Regions from separate parts of the Mus musculus genome. Here region 2 is linked to region 1. The links are chromatin loops, found by intact Hi-C in ENCODE. Cell type or tissue: heart. All regions are shown on one strand.

Region 1 (8,000 bases):
TTCCATATCAATTGAATGACTATGTGGTTTGTAAATCTTTTTTTAAAGAACCAACTCTTTAGGCGATTTTGTCTATTGTCCTTTTTAATATCCATCTTTTTAATTTCTTCCTTAATCTTTATTGCTTTTTGCTATCTACTGTGTTCCAGATAGGCTACTTAACTGTCTTTTCAAGAGAATTGAGGTATGTAATTAGGTTGTTATGATATTTATTTGATATTACTCAGATTTTTTTCTTTATGATTATTTATTTATTTATTTATTTATTTATTTAATGTATGTGTGTACACTGTCACCCTCTTCAGACACACCAGAAAAACTCATTGGATCCTGTTATAGATGGTTGTGAGCCACAATGTGGTTGCTAGGAATTGAACTCAGGACCTCTGGAAGAGCAGTCAGTGTGTTTAAATTCCAAGCCATGTCTCCAACCCCATGATTTTTTTAATATGAGCCCTTATCTCTATAAGCTTTACTCATAGGACTGCCTTGGCTGCATCTCAGAGGTCCTGATAGGATGGGTTTCCACTATTATTTGTCTCTAGAAATTTTTGTTTGTTTATTTCTCTCTGATTTTTTTGGATGATTCCCTGTTCATATGTTGTTCACTCTTCAGTATTTTTGTGGTTTCTCTTATTTTTATTGCACCATGGTCTGATAGGATACAAACAATTATCTCATTTTTTTACTTGCTCCAGTTCACCAATAGTATATTTTAGCCTTAAAGTTTCTTTACTTGTTTTTAATTAGGAAAACCTATCTAAGTATGAGAATAGACTATCGAAGTTTCCCTCTATATTGTATCAGGATCTTTGTGGTCTTTTATGTCTTTTAGTGTTTGTTTTTATTAAATTAGGAGTTACAATGTTTGGTGCATGAAGGTTTATAATTGTTATATCTTCTTAATGAATTGTTCCATTTGTTAATATGTAATGTCCTTTCTCTTCTAATTAGCTCTAGTTTGAGATTTATTTTGTCTGATAAAAAAATAGCTATGCAAGTTGTTTATGTTTTCCATTTTCTTATAGTTTGTTTTTCATCCTTTGATGTTAAGTTTGGGGTATCTTTACCAGTTAAGTGTGTTTGTTGGATACCTTATACAGTCGTTGTTTCTTATTTTTTTTTTTTTTAAATAAATAAATCTTTTTTTTTTAAATTTTATTTATTTATTATATGTAAGTACACTGTAGCTGTCTTCAGACACCAGAAGTGGGCACCAGATCTCGTTATGGATGGTTATGAGCCACCATGTGGTTGCTGGGATTTGAACTCAGGACCTTCGGAAGAGCAGTCAGTGCTCTTAACCGTTGAGCCATCTCTCAGCCCCTGTTTCTTATTTTTTAATCTAATCCATTAGTCTGTATCTTTTCAGTGATAAGTTGAGACCACTTACATTTAAAGTTATTATAGAAAAGGGTTTGGGGGGCTGGCAAGATGGTCCAGAAGGTAAGAGCACTGACTGCTCTTCTGAAGGTCCTGAGTTCAAATCCCAGCAAGTACATGGTGGCTCACAACCACCAGGAGATCGGACGCCCTCTTCTGGAGCATCTGAAGGCAGCCACAGTGTACTTATGTATAATAATAAATTAATCTTTGGGTTGGAGCAAGCAGGGCCGACCAGAGCAAGTGGGGTTGACCAGAATGAGCAGAGGTTCTAAAAATTCAATTCCCAACATGAAGGCTCACAACCATCTCTTCAGCTACAGTGTACCCATATACATAAAATAAATAAATAAATCTTTAGAAAAAGAAAAAAAGAAAAGGGTTTGCTTTTTCTGTAAATGTGTTAGTCATTTGTTTTGTTTTATTTGATTGTTCACATCATTTTCCTTCTCATTTTAATTGAGTTGCTGTTTTGTATATACTTTCCTTTCCAAGTCTAGTTTATTTATCTGAAGTTGGGCTCTGTTTCGTCTTCCTTTCTGTAAAGTACTCCACTAAGAACTTTCTGTAGGGATGGCTTGGTTCTCATGAGTTGCCTTAATTTGTGTTTGTCTTGTTATCTTTCTGTAAGTTTGGAAAGATGGCTTTGCAGGGGATAGCAGTGTTGGTTCACAGTTGCTTCCTTTCAGAGCTTGACCTCATATCCTCAGAGATCTCATATCCTCAGAGATCTCATATCCTCAGAGATCTGCCTAACTTTCCCTCCTAGGTGCTGGCATTGAAGAAGTGCCTCACCACACCCAAGCTATTTGCTTTCAATGTTTTAATCTCCTTGCTAAATTTCGTATTTTGAACTTTTGCCTTCAATTTAACTGTTACATTCACTTCGGAAGGGTGTCTTGTCAAGGTTCTGAATAGATTTTAGCTTGTGCATCTTTGAATCTTTTATGTGATTGCTAGTTTTTCTAAACAGTAAAACTCTAAATTCTTTTTCAGACATTTCAGCTTTCTCTGTAATAAGTTTGTGTTTTCTTTTCTTTTCTTTTTTTTAAGATTTTATTATTATAATTTAAGTACACTGTAGCTGTCTTCACCAGAAGAGGGCGTCAGATCTCAATCCAGATGGTTGTGAGCCACCATGTGGTTGTTGGGATTTGAACTCAGGACCTTCAGAAGAGCAGTCAGTGCTCTTAACCACTGAGCCATCTCTCCAGCCCACGTTTGTGTTTTAAAGGGGGTTCATCAGTGAGTGATGATAGATCCTGGGTTGTAGTATATTTTTTTTTGTTGCTTTATCATGCTTTATGCTTCTGTTGAAGTGGATTTGTTTTGAAACCATGTTCTTCCAAGTCTATGACCTTGGTCGCCTCTGGATTCTATGAACCTACTAGAGCTAAAATAACAAATTTCAGACCGCTGCAGCGATGTTTGTCTACTATTAGGAGTTGTGGCTAGAGTCAACGGCCTAAAGCAACCTATGGGCGTACAGCTGTACAAACTCCAGGTCCTGCAGTGATCAGTGGGACCCCAGAATCATAACCCCAACCCCACTCTGACCTCAGAGACCTTTGGAAGCAAAGCTCCAGACTCTCAGGGAGTCCTGGATACACAGAAGCCAAACCTCATGCTCTGCACTGACCTATTAGGCCATTGTACTGAACTAGTCTCTATAATTTATTTAAAATTAAGTCATAGACTTTAGTAGAAGGATCTGTTTCTAATTCTGCAGAGAGCGAAGCAGCTCAGTAGCAGCTGCTGGGTGACACGGGTCCCACCACTGTAGGTTTCGCTTTCATTTCTCCTAGGTGCTGGGTTTTTCATGATGATTCCTAAACAAAGGCTCACTTGTTGGCAAGAGACCTGGCCAGTCCTGTACGAGCTATTTGCAAGCCAGGTGGGTTAGCGGAGATTCTGCCTGGCTCTGAGCTCCCTCTACAGGTTGGTAACAGGTTCTACATGATCCTTGCTTAATCTTATTGCTCAGCTTGAACTTTTAGCCCAGGAGTTTGAACTTCACAAATACTCTGACCCCTCAGAGCAGAAACCATTCAGAAAGCATTGCAGTGAGTGAATGAATGAATGAATGAATGAACGAATATAATCAACCTTGATCCAAGCCTGGGTTTAGCTCACATGGCATCATTTGATTTGTTTGCATTTCAGTCACAAAACAGCCAGATCTCTCCAGTTCCAGTGCACTATGACCCTTGGTGCAAACTGTCCTCAACTCTCACAGCACGGAGGAACTTGGGTCAAACCTTGTATTCGTAGGTTTGACTTCAGTCCGATGTGGCCTTTACAGACTTCGGGGAGAATATTTTTTAGCAATCACATATTTAAAGATTGTTTAGTTACAATTCACACACATTTATAAAGTAAGCAATCATAAGTTGGCACTTAATGACGCATCGGACAGAGGGAAGTACGTGCATTTTCTCACCTGATCCATATCAGAAACCTATAACGTAGGAGCAGGGCTTTGAATAAGAATTGTCCCCCCCCCCACCCCCCATAGGCTCGCCTATTTGAAGGTTTGGTTCCCAGTTTGTGAGTAGTTTAGGAAGGATTGGGAAGTGCGGTCTTATTGAAGGAGATATGTCATTGGGAGTGGGATTTAAGGTTTCAAAACCATACACAAGGTCTAGTCTCAAATTTTCTGCCTGCTGCCTGGGAATTAGGATGTAAGGTCTCAGCTACTGCCCCAGAGTCTTACCTGCCTGCCTGCCTGCCTGCCTGCCTGCCTACCTGCCTGCCACCCCATTCCTTGCAATGCTTGTGATGGATTCTCCCTCTGAATCTGTAAGCAAGCCTCAACTAAATGCCTTCCTTTATAAGCTGCCTTGACCATGGAGCTAGCCCGGGAGTGCCTTTGATCTTCAAGGGCCGTCCATTCTTCTAAGCATCAAAAGCTGCTCTTCTTTTCGTCTCTTCCTTTTGCACAGTGTCAGGAGTCACATGCACTCTGAAATCTTCATAGCAGGTTCCAACTTATGCACAGTGTTCCAAGGACCAGCCTGGACTACGTTTGGGTTCCTGAGACTGAGGTCCGAAATCCTATTAGGAAAAAAATTCTAAAAGAGCTGTGTTTCTCTCTATAGATTTTCTGACCAAATCAGAAATCCTGTTAAAAACATTCTAAAAGATTTGTTCACTCTCTAGACAGCTCAGCTCTTTTTTTTTGGGGGGGGGGGGGTTCGAGACAGATAGCTCTGACTGTCCTGTAACTCACTCTGTAGACCAGGCTGGCCTTGAACTCAGAAATCCACCTGCCTCTGCCTCCCAGGTGCTGGGATTAAAGGCATGCACCACCACTGCTCGATTGAGAAGAATCCTTAAAAAAAAGGAAGTGCTATCACTTTTTGCTAGCTCATCTCATGCAGAACAAAAGCCCAGTTTTCTATTTACATATCAATTCAGTTGTTTAGTCCAGGTTCCCTCTTAACCATCCCACAAATCAGCATTCTGCAACTTTTAGTCCCAGGATTGTTAGGAAGTGAAAGCAAGCATAGCTGAGTCCAGACAAGTTGCACTTTTCAGGAAAATGGAGTTGAAACAAGATTGATTACTGGTGGGCAGGAACGCACCAGGAGTGCTTAGATATGCATGACTTGTTAGGTTTCTAAGGCGGCTTAAAAGAGATGGGAAGCAGAAAAAGAGAGGCATCTGACTTTAGACGGGTGGGATCGTGTTCATTGGCTGACACTCACTCACATCCACGGGGGTGGTTGAGAATGCCTGGGCGTGGGGGTAAGATGGCTGTGACCCTTTTTAGGAGTGAAAATGACTGTAGCACTCTTTCCTCCCATAGTCCCTCCTCCCTTTCATGTGGATTTGCCCGGCTGCAGGGGAATCTGGGAATTGTAGTTTTTTTTTTTAGTCAGGAAACTATCAACTCTGGCTTCAATTTAAACCTAACCTCACGTTTGGCTCTGGAAGAGGAATCCTGATCAGCTGTTCTCTTTGTCCCTCTTCCGTTTTCAGCTCTTTCACTGTGAACTTGGCTGTTTTAACTGGCTTACTGGTGGAAGAACTTGGTTAGGGTTTCATGTGGCATAGACTGAAACAGACAATAAAGGCAGAGGTCTTTATGATTATGTTATGTTGCTGCAACACTGTCCTTAGCCACTGCAGCCCCGGAAGTCACAACCTGGTTTGCTGGAGCAGAAGTGACTAGCCTTTTTTTTTTTTTTTAAACCTGTTGAGAATGGAGTCTAGGGTTTTATACACGCCAGTGTTCAGCATCTCCAGCTGCTGGCCAACTGTGTTTCAAATGGGAAAGACAAGACCTTGCAAACAACGTAAAGAATAACTAGCTGGAGAAGTAAATGATTCAAAGAGGAAACACAAAGCTTCGAGTCTCCTCCAAACACTTCCATCTTTTCCCACTTGTTTGCTCCTTGAACGCCTGACTATCTCTTGCCCAGATTTGCCTCATTGTAAACATAAGGTACCTCAGGACCTTGGACATTCTAAGCCTCGCTCTCCCAGTAGTGTACTGTGCCCCGAGCCCAGCTTACTGTTTTTATGCCCTCCGTCCTTATAGCTAGAGCACCTCTGTGTACTGAGGCAGCCATCTGTGCAAACACTTGCAAAGAGTGGCCACTTACTGATCAGCCCCAAGTAGATCCAGACAATTCCTTCATGGTCAAGACTTAACGTTTTGCTAACACTGGGTGGATGACAGGAAATTACACGTATCTCCCTTGGTAATCAGAATGGTAAACAGAAATGTCAGGTAGAATTAAATGACAGCAATGAAGACATGCACAGATCACCTGGGGCGTGACGTGACATCCTGTGCTCACGACCATCGTGTGTTAGCTAATGTGGTGTTAGGCAGTGCTCTCACCCCCTTGGAGGAGACTAATCTCTCTACTTTTGTGTGTATGTGCCCTGGGATCAGAACCAGGTGTAGTGTATGCTAGGCAAGCACCTCTTAAAATGGGCTATACCTCTAACCCTCTTTGTGGTTTAATTCTGAAAGTTAATTGAAATAACCCATCTAAAGGGTTGGAAACATGGGCTAAATGCCAGGCTTGGTTTCTTACTCTTGTTTGTTTCTTTTCTATTTTTAAGATTCATTCAAAAGTCTTTAAATGGTGTGAATATGAATGAGTGTAAGTACCAGCAGAGGATGTCGGATCCTGGGCGGCTGGATTTATAGAAGTTCCGTGTTGTCCTATGTGGATGCTAGGAACCAAACTTGTGTCCTCCGCAGGCACAGCCAGTGTTCTTAACCTCCCAGGTCATCTCCTTAGCTCTCAGGCTGGGCTTTGAGGCTTTGGTTTCTCCCCTCAGAGAAATCTGCTGAGAAAGAAAACTCAATTTGACTTTTTTTTGTCTCAAGCCAGTGCACTAGGTGCTGGCTATACATATCTTATGAAATTTGAAAGGGCCCACAGTGGTGGTACAAAACACACTTTTAGGTAAACATCTGTGGTGTTGACATACCAAGGTACATGAGTCAAGTCTTACTGGTACCAGTCCCACAGTGCACACATTTGCTATTTTCACTAAAAGGTCTCTCATCTTCTCTTATAAACTTTATTATTTAAAAGGAACCTTGAAAATACAATCAAACAACACACATACACCAAAATGAAACAGCTCCAAGGCCTATATACCTCAATGAACTTCTTTTTATTTTATTTTAATTTTTTAAAGATTTATTTATTGATTTGTTATGTATGTGAGTACACTGTAGCTGTACAGATGGTTGTGAGACTGCATGTTGTTGGGAATTGCATTTTTAGGACCTCTGCTCGCTCCGGTCAACCCTGATCGCCCAGGCCCAAAGATTTATTTATTACTATACATAAGTACACTCTAGCTGACTTCAGAAGCACCAGAAGAGGGCATCAGATCTCATTATGGGTGGTTGTGAGCCACCATGTGGTTGCTGGGATTTGAACTCAGGATCTTTGGAAGAGCAGTCAGGACCTTTGGAAAGCAGTCAGTGCTCTTACCCACTGAGCCATTTCGCCAGCCCCTCAGTGAACTTCTATATAGTTAGAACAGCCATTCTGAAGCCATGGATGGAGCTTCACACTGGATTTTACACTTACACTATTGAATTCTGTGCACTCTTTCCTTTAAAAATGAAACAAAACAAAAATAAAGGCTTATACACTACGCCTGGATGCTTCTTAGAAACTATTACCGATTAGGTGAGCATAGCCATCCTGTGCTGGAGACATACACCTTTTGTCATTCTTGGAGTCTAGTTTGAAGAGAGATCAAGAACTGCTGGCTTGACCCTTGGAAAGGACAAGGAAAACAGCTGAGACCTCTTAGGTTTGTGCATCTCTGCAGGAAATTTGGATCGTCCAAGCAGGGAACATTCCAGGGTTCTTGGCAAAAGGCTTTTTCAGGACTAGTATGGAGAATGAAGACATTCCTCAGCCTCTCCTCCTCAGCCTTAAGAACAAAGAGTGCCTTTGGTGACACTCTGCCTGCTTCTCAGATCACTTCCTCTTCTTCCATCCCCTTCCACAGTGAATCATGTTACCAGGAGCACTGGGTTCCCAGGCTGAAAACCTGCATGTGCTTGCCTTTCTCTTTCCTCTCTTCTGTGTGCCTTCCCCAGCCTCTCAGGTCACTCAGATCATTCACAAAGT
Region 2 (8,000 bases), 97 kb before region 1:
TATATTTAACAAACTAAAACATTCTTTTTTTTTTTTTAATTTTTCGAGGCAGGGTTTCTCTGTGTAGCCCTGGCTGTCCTGGAACTCACTCTGTAGACCAGGCTGGCCTCAAACTCAGAAATCCGCCTGCCTCTGCCTCCCGAGTGCTGGGATTAAAGGCGTGCGCCACCACGCCCAGCTAAACTAAAACATTCTTATTCAACAGTAAATATCTCAAACTTCATCTACAAGCATTCTACAACTGGCACAGAAATCACTAGGTACCATTCCAAGTCAGTCTTACTACAAAATTCTAAACTTACAGATAGTTCAATCAAGGGATATATTTTTGGCTTTTAAGACATCAAAGCCAATACCAGCAGCTTTCATAAATAAGAAAGCACTGGACATTCACTAAATATGCCCCTCAGAAGAATGAAATTCACTCTGTATCATTCTATATAATCTTGATGAGCCAATAGTGAAATCTTGATTCTATAAAATTGTAATTCTGAAAGGAAAACAAAAGGCACTTATTCTAGAAACAACTTTAAGATGGCTATTTGAACTAGACAGTCCTACAACACTAACACTACACTGGGCAAGGCAGGTTTACAAATTCAAGGCCAATCTGGATTACAAAGAGACCATGTGCCAAACTCAATCCAAACAAGCAAAGCTATTTAATCAGAAAAAAAAAAAAAAAAAAACCTTCCACAGACCCAAAACATTCACAGTCCAAGTATGTGTACACATTCCCAAGTTTTTAATATTATCATGTAACCAGTAGGAAGTACTTCATTATTAGTATGGATAGAAAGCCTTTTTCTAGGTCTGCTCTTGCAAGTATTTGTTTTCAAAGCATCTTCACAAATCAGACACTCTAAGACCTTCTTTTAGCAATTACATGCTCAGGGGGCTGCAAATGTAGCTCATTACCAGGGTGTCAGTAACATGCACAGCCCTGAATTGTCACAGAACCCTCTCAAAAAAAGGAAAATAGAAAACTTATGGCACTAAGTGGTATTTAAAGCATTAACTAATTTTCCTGCCTTTATTTCTCCTGATAACTTACGAAACTCACAAAAAAAGAACCAATTTAAATTGAATTATTGGTAGTCTAAAGGACAAGTTGATAGTTAAATGCATGCCTAACATTTCAGACATGCTCTAATTTCCAAGCCATAGGTGTTGATAGTCAAAAAAACAAAATCAGCTGAGAAATTGTTTTTGTAAAATATTTAAACATGTGACTAATTCTAAGAAAATGGAACACCATCAGGATATATTCATTTGTTCAGATATCTTTAACTATAGTCATACAGTAAAGGTGAAATTCCTTAATATTTAAGCTCAGTCTCTGTAAATTCTCAGGGCAAGCCTTAAATGTAGCCCTTATGCCGTGGCATTTACATAAATTTCATCAGAGGTATAGTGTATTGGGGTGGAGCTATAGAACCAGCTCAGAACTTGTAATGATAACCAAGCTAAACACACCCAAGGAACAATGGCTTGCTTCCCCACCCAATATTCAGTATGAGGCCTACATAATCAGAAAAAAACTTACTAAACTCATCAAGTGGTTGGGAGTGTAGCTCAGTGAGAGCTACTTTCACTTAGTTTGCAAAATGCTGGGTTCGGCCACTTTTACCACAAAATATAAATTCATCTACTGAAAAAAAATTTTTTAAAAAGCATACAAGGTTCTTTTACTGTACTTACCAGATACATGAGTTTCTTAACTGCACTAATATCCAGAGTTGCTTTTCTTTTTTTGCTAAACACAAAAAACCTGGTCTACTTTTAATGACATTTTGCCAATTCAAGTTCTTCAAATAGACAAATGCATCAAAATTTATGTAGAAAAACATTACATTCCAGCATTGTGTTCCCGAGACACAGGACACACCATAGGTTAACAATTGTTTCCACTCTTACAGATAGGTACTTTGTTTACAAGTCTACCAACCACCACCACACAGCACTAACTGGAAGTTTTATTCAAAATTTCCCCATATGTATATATAACCTTATTTAAAATCAACTCTGGTTTTAAAGAGTGATCTAAGGGTTTGAGATGTGTAATGCAAAATTTTCCCCAGCAAGGACAAGGTTCTAAGTTCAATACCCAGTACAACCCATGGAAGACTTGGACGTAACTAAAAAAAAGGTTGACTACTATTGTGAAAAAGTTTTCTGAAGTAAATGACAAACGTAATCCTGGCTATAAATAAAAATGTCCTCCATTGATGACTTATGCTAGTTTACAGGCAAGATCATAAATTGGCTTTGTGATGAAAATTGAATAATTTAAAATCATGCTTCATGTTTTGACCATTTTTTGAGTTCATCTATGTGATGTGTTTTATTTACTCAACTTATTCATGTACTTCTGTGAATTACAGTCATAAAGGAGGTAAATTTTAGTAGTTTAAATAACACTATCTAGTGTCCCTAACACAGAAATTAAATGTCTTATTCAACTATGTAATGTCAAGAAGCTTAATCCGCTCAGTACTTCTGCCCAAGTGATGTTTTCTAACACTCCAGACTATGCTTCCAAATATATTAATAGAACTCTTCCCTTTTATAAATCTACTAGGAACTGGATGTTTTACTCTAAGCCTTCATTGAAAGACACCACCACCCCCAAAAAACTTCAAACCTAACACAATCTAATGAGAAACAATTCCTTTCATGAGCACGTGGCATTGAGAGGCACTTTAACATAATACCAATTTTAAAGATTCACAGGTTATTCTATATGTACTCGCTATTGATTTTTCACTTTTTTAGCCCCTAATTGCTTTGCCTTTTCATCCACAATAAGCCAGTAATGGAGAAGAATGCTAAAATCAAAACAACTATGAAACTTCTAGTGCCCTTGAAGAGACCATTAGCCGCCAATGAAGACCCGACCACGCTTTACGCACGTGCGGAGGAAAAGCTGCAGCCTGAGTTCTGCTGCCGGGACATGACAGGCTGGGCACTCATTTCGCCCACGAGGCCCAGAACAAGCAAAGCCCTATGACCTGGGGGCTCCAGGGAGTTAGTTGGAAGAAGAGATGGAGACATGAGATGGGTTCCACTAATGACCAGTTTTTTATTCGGAACTCCCTCTAAAATGAGTGGGGCTAAATTCTTCTCCTCTCCAACACTTTAGTTCTCGCCAGTAAGTTACAGGAACTTCTTCTAACGTAAGAGCGAAAGGGCACAACACAAAACACACACGTGGGACCCAAACAGCAACTCCTCCCTCCCTCCACTCTAACAGGGACCCCCAAACGGAGACGCAGCCCAAGTGGAAACTCTGAGCCCGGGCCTTTCCTTGAGGGTCCGCGCCATTGTGGGACAAGATGGCAGGGCAGGAGCCCACAGCAGGCAGCGGCAGCCAGGAGCCCGCCGGGCAGGAAGCAATGCCCGCGCTGCTTCCCGAGCGCCTAGAGCCAGGAGGCTAGCGCCCGGCAGGAATCGGCGGGAACGCCCGGGCCGCCCTCTCGGAGCACGCTCCGTCCGCCCGAGGCGGGAAGGAAGGCTCCCGCCGAGCCTGCGAGCGAGCAAGCGACCGAGAGAGCGGCGTGGACTTGGGACCAGCCACGTTCCCCGCACCGTGAAGGGGCTCCGAGGGCTCTGCGGCCCCGCCGCCTGCACGAGCAAGCGGCGGCGCACGCCCCCGTCCTGCCCGCCAGCCCGGGCTCCCCACCGCCTCGCCCGGCTTTACCTTCTTTCTTAAGCGCCACCGGCGGCTGCGTCTCCTCCTTTTTGTCGGCCACGCCGACGCTGGGGGGCAGCGGGTTCTTGCGGTCTTTCTGGGACTCTTTACGCAACTGTTTGCCCGCCGCGTTGGAGTTGGTCTGGGCCGCGGCCTGAGCCGCGCTCTTGGCCCCGGGGCCCCCAACGCCGCCCCCGCCGGCTTCTTTTTTCTTGTTCTCTGCTGCCTTCAGTACCTCGAAAGGGTCCGATTCGTCGTCAAATAGCTGGTCGAATCGGTTGGTGACCACGCAGCCGAAGCCTTCCTGTAGGTGCCCAGGCATGATGGTGGCTCGGCGGCGCGTTCCTCCACGGATTGCAGCGGACCGCGCCGAGCCAAAAGCGCCTGCTTCAGCTCTTCCCACAAGATGGCCGGGCCGAGAGAGGGGGGCCGCCTTCTCTTCCGGCGCCAAGCACACATCCGGGAGCGGCCTGCGCCGCACGGCACCATGGGGCCTGTAGGCCACAACTGATTAGCCCGGGATGGCTGTCTACTCCTGAACTTCAACTCCCAGCGTGCACTGCGCAGCAACTCTTCGCGCGCGCCTGAGAGGCGGGATCTCAAGGAAAGTGTGCAGCGTGCTCGCTGAAGGTGGGGAAGCGAGTACGGGGCGGAGTTCTGCCACCTGCTCTTGTCACCCTTAAACTCTCGGTCTTTAGATACCTCTGAGAACAGGAAAACGTGAGGGCGTCTTCTGCTCACGAAAGTGTTCTCTGTCTTTGGTTTCACTCATTCTGTCTCCGGCCAGGACTTTCCCCACCTTTCTGGGAGGGTCAAGGTGACTCCCAGACCTAGTAACTGGAGCCTCAAAAACTTCCGGGGGGTGGGGGGTGCCACAGTAGCCTCCGGTAGGTTGCGACCGCACGGCTGCTCGTCCCTGACTGTTGGATTTCTAGAGCTGTCCCTCCACCCTTCGTAACGAATCAAGGCAATTCGGTTTAATGTGGAACGGAGTTCCAGGGTTGAATCTGCGTGGCAGAAGGAATCCAAAAGAGGAGTTGAACTAATTGGGTTGCGCGCCTTTTCCGGTCATTGCAACCATGCTTTAAGAGCTGTTAAGTCCTGACTGCACAACTGCACGCTCGGCCATCCTCTAAAACAGTGTTTGTGGAAACGCTTTCTAGAATCAACGCGATAAATTGATCTGTCGGTATCTGGTCAGCGGTGTTAGTAAAATGTGCTCCAGAGCCTGGGGTGGTGGCGCATGCCTTTAATCTGAACACTTAGGAGGCAGAGTTCAAGGCTAACCAGGTCTACAGAGCAAGTTCCAGGACCGCAGGGATTTCATAAGAAAAAACCCTGTCTCCAGCTCCCCAAATGTGCTCAAGAGGAAATGTTTTATAGTACATTGGGTATTATGTGTGAAGGGAGGAAACTAATTTCGTAATTATATGCTAACTCTGACATTAGTTGGGAACCTTAAATCCCACTAAGACAATCCAGTGCCAATACACACTATAATTTTAAATCTTTTCCATTGATACATTATGTAATAGAAAACATACCTCAGGCAGCAGGTGCTACGAATGTTTCATCCTCACATCCTTTTAGATAAATAACTATCCCTTTCTCACAGGGATGAAACTGTCAGAATTGATAAAACTTACTAAGGTCACACTTAAGTGCTAGTGGCAATCTTCTAGCTGCACTATGAGACTGTTGACATCAATTCTGTAAACCAAGTTCTGTCCTGATAGAAATTACAACAAGTGCTGAAATTCCAATAACTAATCAAGTTTAAACAACCCTTTGAATCCGTCTCCTGGATCAACAGAATGAAAGGCAAAATGGGATTCCCATAGTAGTTTTCTGATCTCTACACTCATACTGTGGTACATTCACACTCAAACACACATAAATAAATAACAGATAAAAGTGTTTTTTTTTAATGTCTAAAGAATGTCTGCTACTATCAGTAAGAACATTTATAGGATAATCCTCACAGTAAGAGCAGAGGAGACTCTCCAGCTCTTACTCAAATCAAGGCTCCACAGCATTTCATGACCCACATTACATTCTTGTACGTATACTCATGCAACATGACAGTTTTTATGTATAGCAAGCACGCTTCTCTTGAGAATATTCTATCAGTAAATGTGGAAACTATCCAAGTACCTTGACTAAATACACAGCTGATGTGTCTGATACTGGCCTACTAGGAAACCTCAAAAGCGCTTGCTCCTTTGATGCTGGTACTCAGTTTTCAGCCATGTTCAAATCTTGCTCTCACACATTTCTCTGTGCGTACATGTGGCCACACACGTGAAGGCAGAGGCTGATGCTAGGAGTTCTCCTCATTCACTTCCTCACGTTACTTTTTTGAGATAAGATCCCCCACTGAACCTAGAGCTCACTGGTTGGCACGAGCGGCTGGCTAGCAAACTCCAGAAGTTCTCTGTAGTCCTCCATTTCAGTGCTAGAGTAACAGATGCACACATTTTTATCTGGGTGCTGGTGATTGAATCCAGGTCCTCATGCTTTCAAGGCAAGCACTTTACTGACAGCCATGTCTCCAGCTATGCTCACACATTTCTTAACAATCTCAATCCCCTGTTATGGTAACTATAATTAATAACTAACAACAGTTCTGTTAGCATTCACTATGTTCTGGACACTGTGCTAAGTATGTTATATGCCTCACTTTCTTAAATTCTAAGAATAACTTGAAATAGTACTACTACCTCCCACATTTTTTAGTTTGTTTGATTTTTTACTATTATTCACTTTACATGTGCAGGTGTTTTGCCCTGCATGTATGTCTATGCACCACCTGTGTTCCTGTGTCTGTGAAGGCCAGAAGACAGCATTGGATCCCCTGGTATTGGAGTTACCAAAGTTTGTGATCCTTCATGTAGTTGCTATGAATTGAACTTATACACACCCCTCCTCTGGAAGAGAGGCACACGCTGCTAACTGTAGAGCCATCCCTCCAACCCCTCTGATCATTTACACTGAGAGACACTGAGTTTAAGTACTCTGACAAATTCGTACTGACTAAAGTCAAAACAGTAATAAATAGATTTATTTATTTTATTACATGTGCATTAATGTTTTCCTGCACGTGTGCATGTGCACCACAGAGGCTAGAAGAAGGCAGTGGAACCCTTAGAACTGGAATTACAGATGGTTGTGAGCCAACATGTGTGTGCTAGGAACTGAATCCTGTCGTTTTGGAAGACAAAAAGTACTCTGAACTGCTGAGCCATCTCTACAAACCTGAATAGTCTGGTCTTACAGCTTGGTAGTAGCCCAGTCTTTATAATTGTGAAGACCATAGTGAAGGAGAGAGAGAGAGAGAGAGAGAGAGAGAGAGAGAGAGAGAGAGAGAGAGAGAGAGAGAGAGAGAAAGAGAGAGACCTCATGTACCGAAATAAAGCTATAATTCTGTTCTAACAGAACACACTGGGGAGATAGGCATCACATAAAAGTAAGTAGGAGACTGATACATTTTTAGTGTTTACCTAATGTATAATTCATTTTTAAAGACAAACACATTAAAGATGGTTGTTATGAGAAGGGCTAATCGTCTGTGTATAAGGATGCAATGCTTTCAGCATAATATTTCAGGCCTCGGTTCTTGCTAAAATTAGAGACTATATCAGAGCTAAAAACAGAAATATTATGCTGCTTATTTTGCTACCTTAAACAGACTTCAAAGGGTAAGCCATTTGCTTTTAAATTTTAGTTCTTTTTGTGCTCCATTATTTAAAAAAAAAAAAAAAAGCCGGGCAGTGGTGGTGCACACTTTTAATCCCAGCACTTGGGAGGCAGAGGCTAGCCTGGTCTACAGAGTGAGTTCCAGGACAGCCAGGGCTACACAGAGAAACCTGTCTCGAAAAAAACAAAAACAAAAAAACAAAAAACAAAAACAAAAGCAAAAAAACAAAAAACAACAACAACAACAACAACAAATAACCCTGAGACCAAACCCCACAAAGCTTGTGTTCTAGTTACACTTAAAGTCAATCCCAGCACCCAGGAGGCTAAGGTAGGGGTGCTGCCATGACTTCAAGGCCAGCCTGAGCTGCAGAGTGATACTTTGTCTCAAAAAAACAAGACAACAAACAAAAAACAGAAAAGCAACATACTAAGATGTAATTCATTCACCATGTTACCCATTTATCTAAAGAATACTGCAGCACTGCAGAGGCAGATGCAGGCGGATTTCTGAGTTCGAGGTCAGCCTGGTCTACAAAGTGAGTTCCAGGACAGCCAGAGCTACACAGAGAAACCCTATCTCGAAAAACCAAAAAAAAAAAAAAAAAAGAAT

The links. A loop is a pair of places that touch in the nucleus more often than their neighbours do. Peaks named below come from ENCODE experiments on the same cell type or tissue, not always from the same donor. Only the 100,000 strongest peaks of a DNase experiment are listed, where the experiment ranks them.
Region 2: a loop joins it to region 1, with 4 times the contacts of the local background. A loop is called at or near these places in 9 of 42 quality-filtered maps.

What each region holds. Positions count from the first base shown.
Region 1 is chr6:67,165,685-67,173,684 of GRCm38, reverse strand. No RefSeq gene overlaps it. Among named protein-coding and RNA genes, the nearest start is that of A430010J10Rik, 12 kb to the right of the region's middle. In heart, a CTCF peak has its summit at 3,318 (motif pointing left); DNase peaks (open chromatin) are centred at 3,224 and 5,124; H3K4me3 peaks cover 1,020 bases; H3K27ac peaks cover 1,132 bases.
Region 2 is chr6:67,263,110-67,271,109 of GRCm38, reverse strand. Serbp1 (serpine1 mRNA binding protein 1) reads right to left here and starts at 4,131. Exons shown (of 8, transcript NM_001113565.1): 1 at 3,701-4,131. The coding sequence starts at 4,013. In heart, no CTCF peak of the experiment used is centred here; DNase peaks (open chromatin) are centred at 3,479 and 4,219; H3K4me3 peaks cover 4,504 bases; H3K27ac peaks cover 2,457 bases.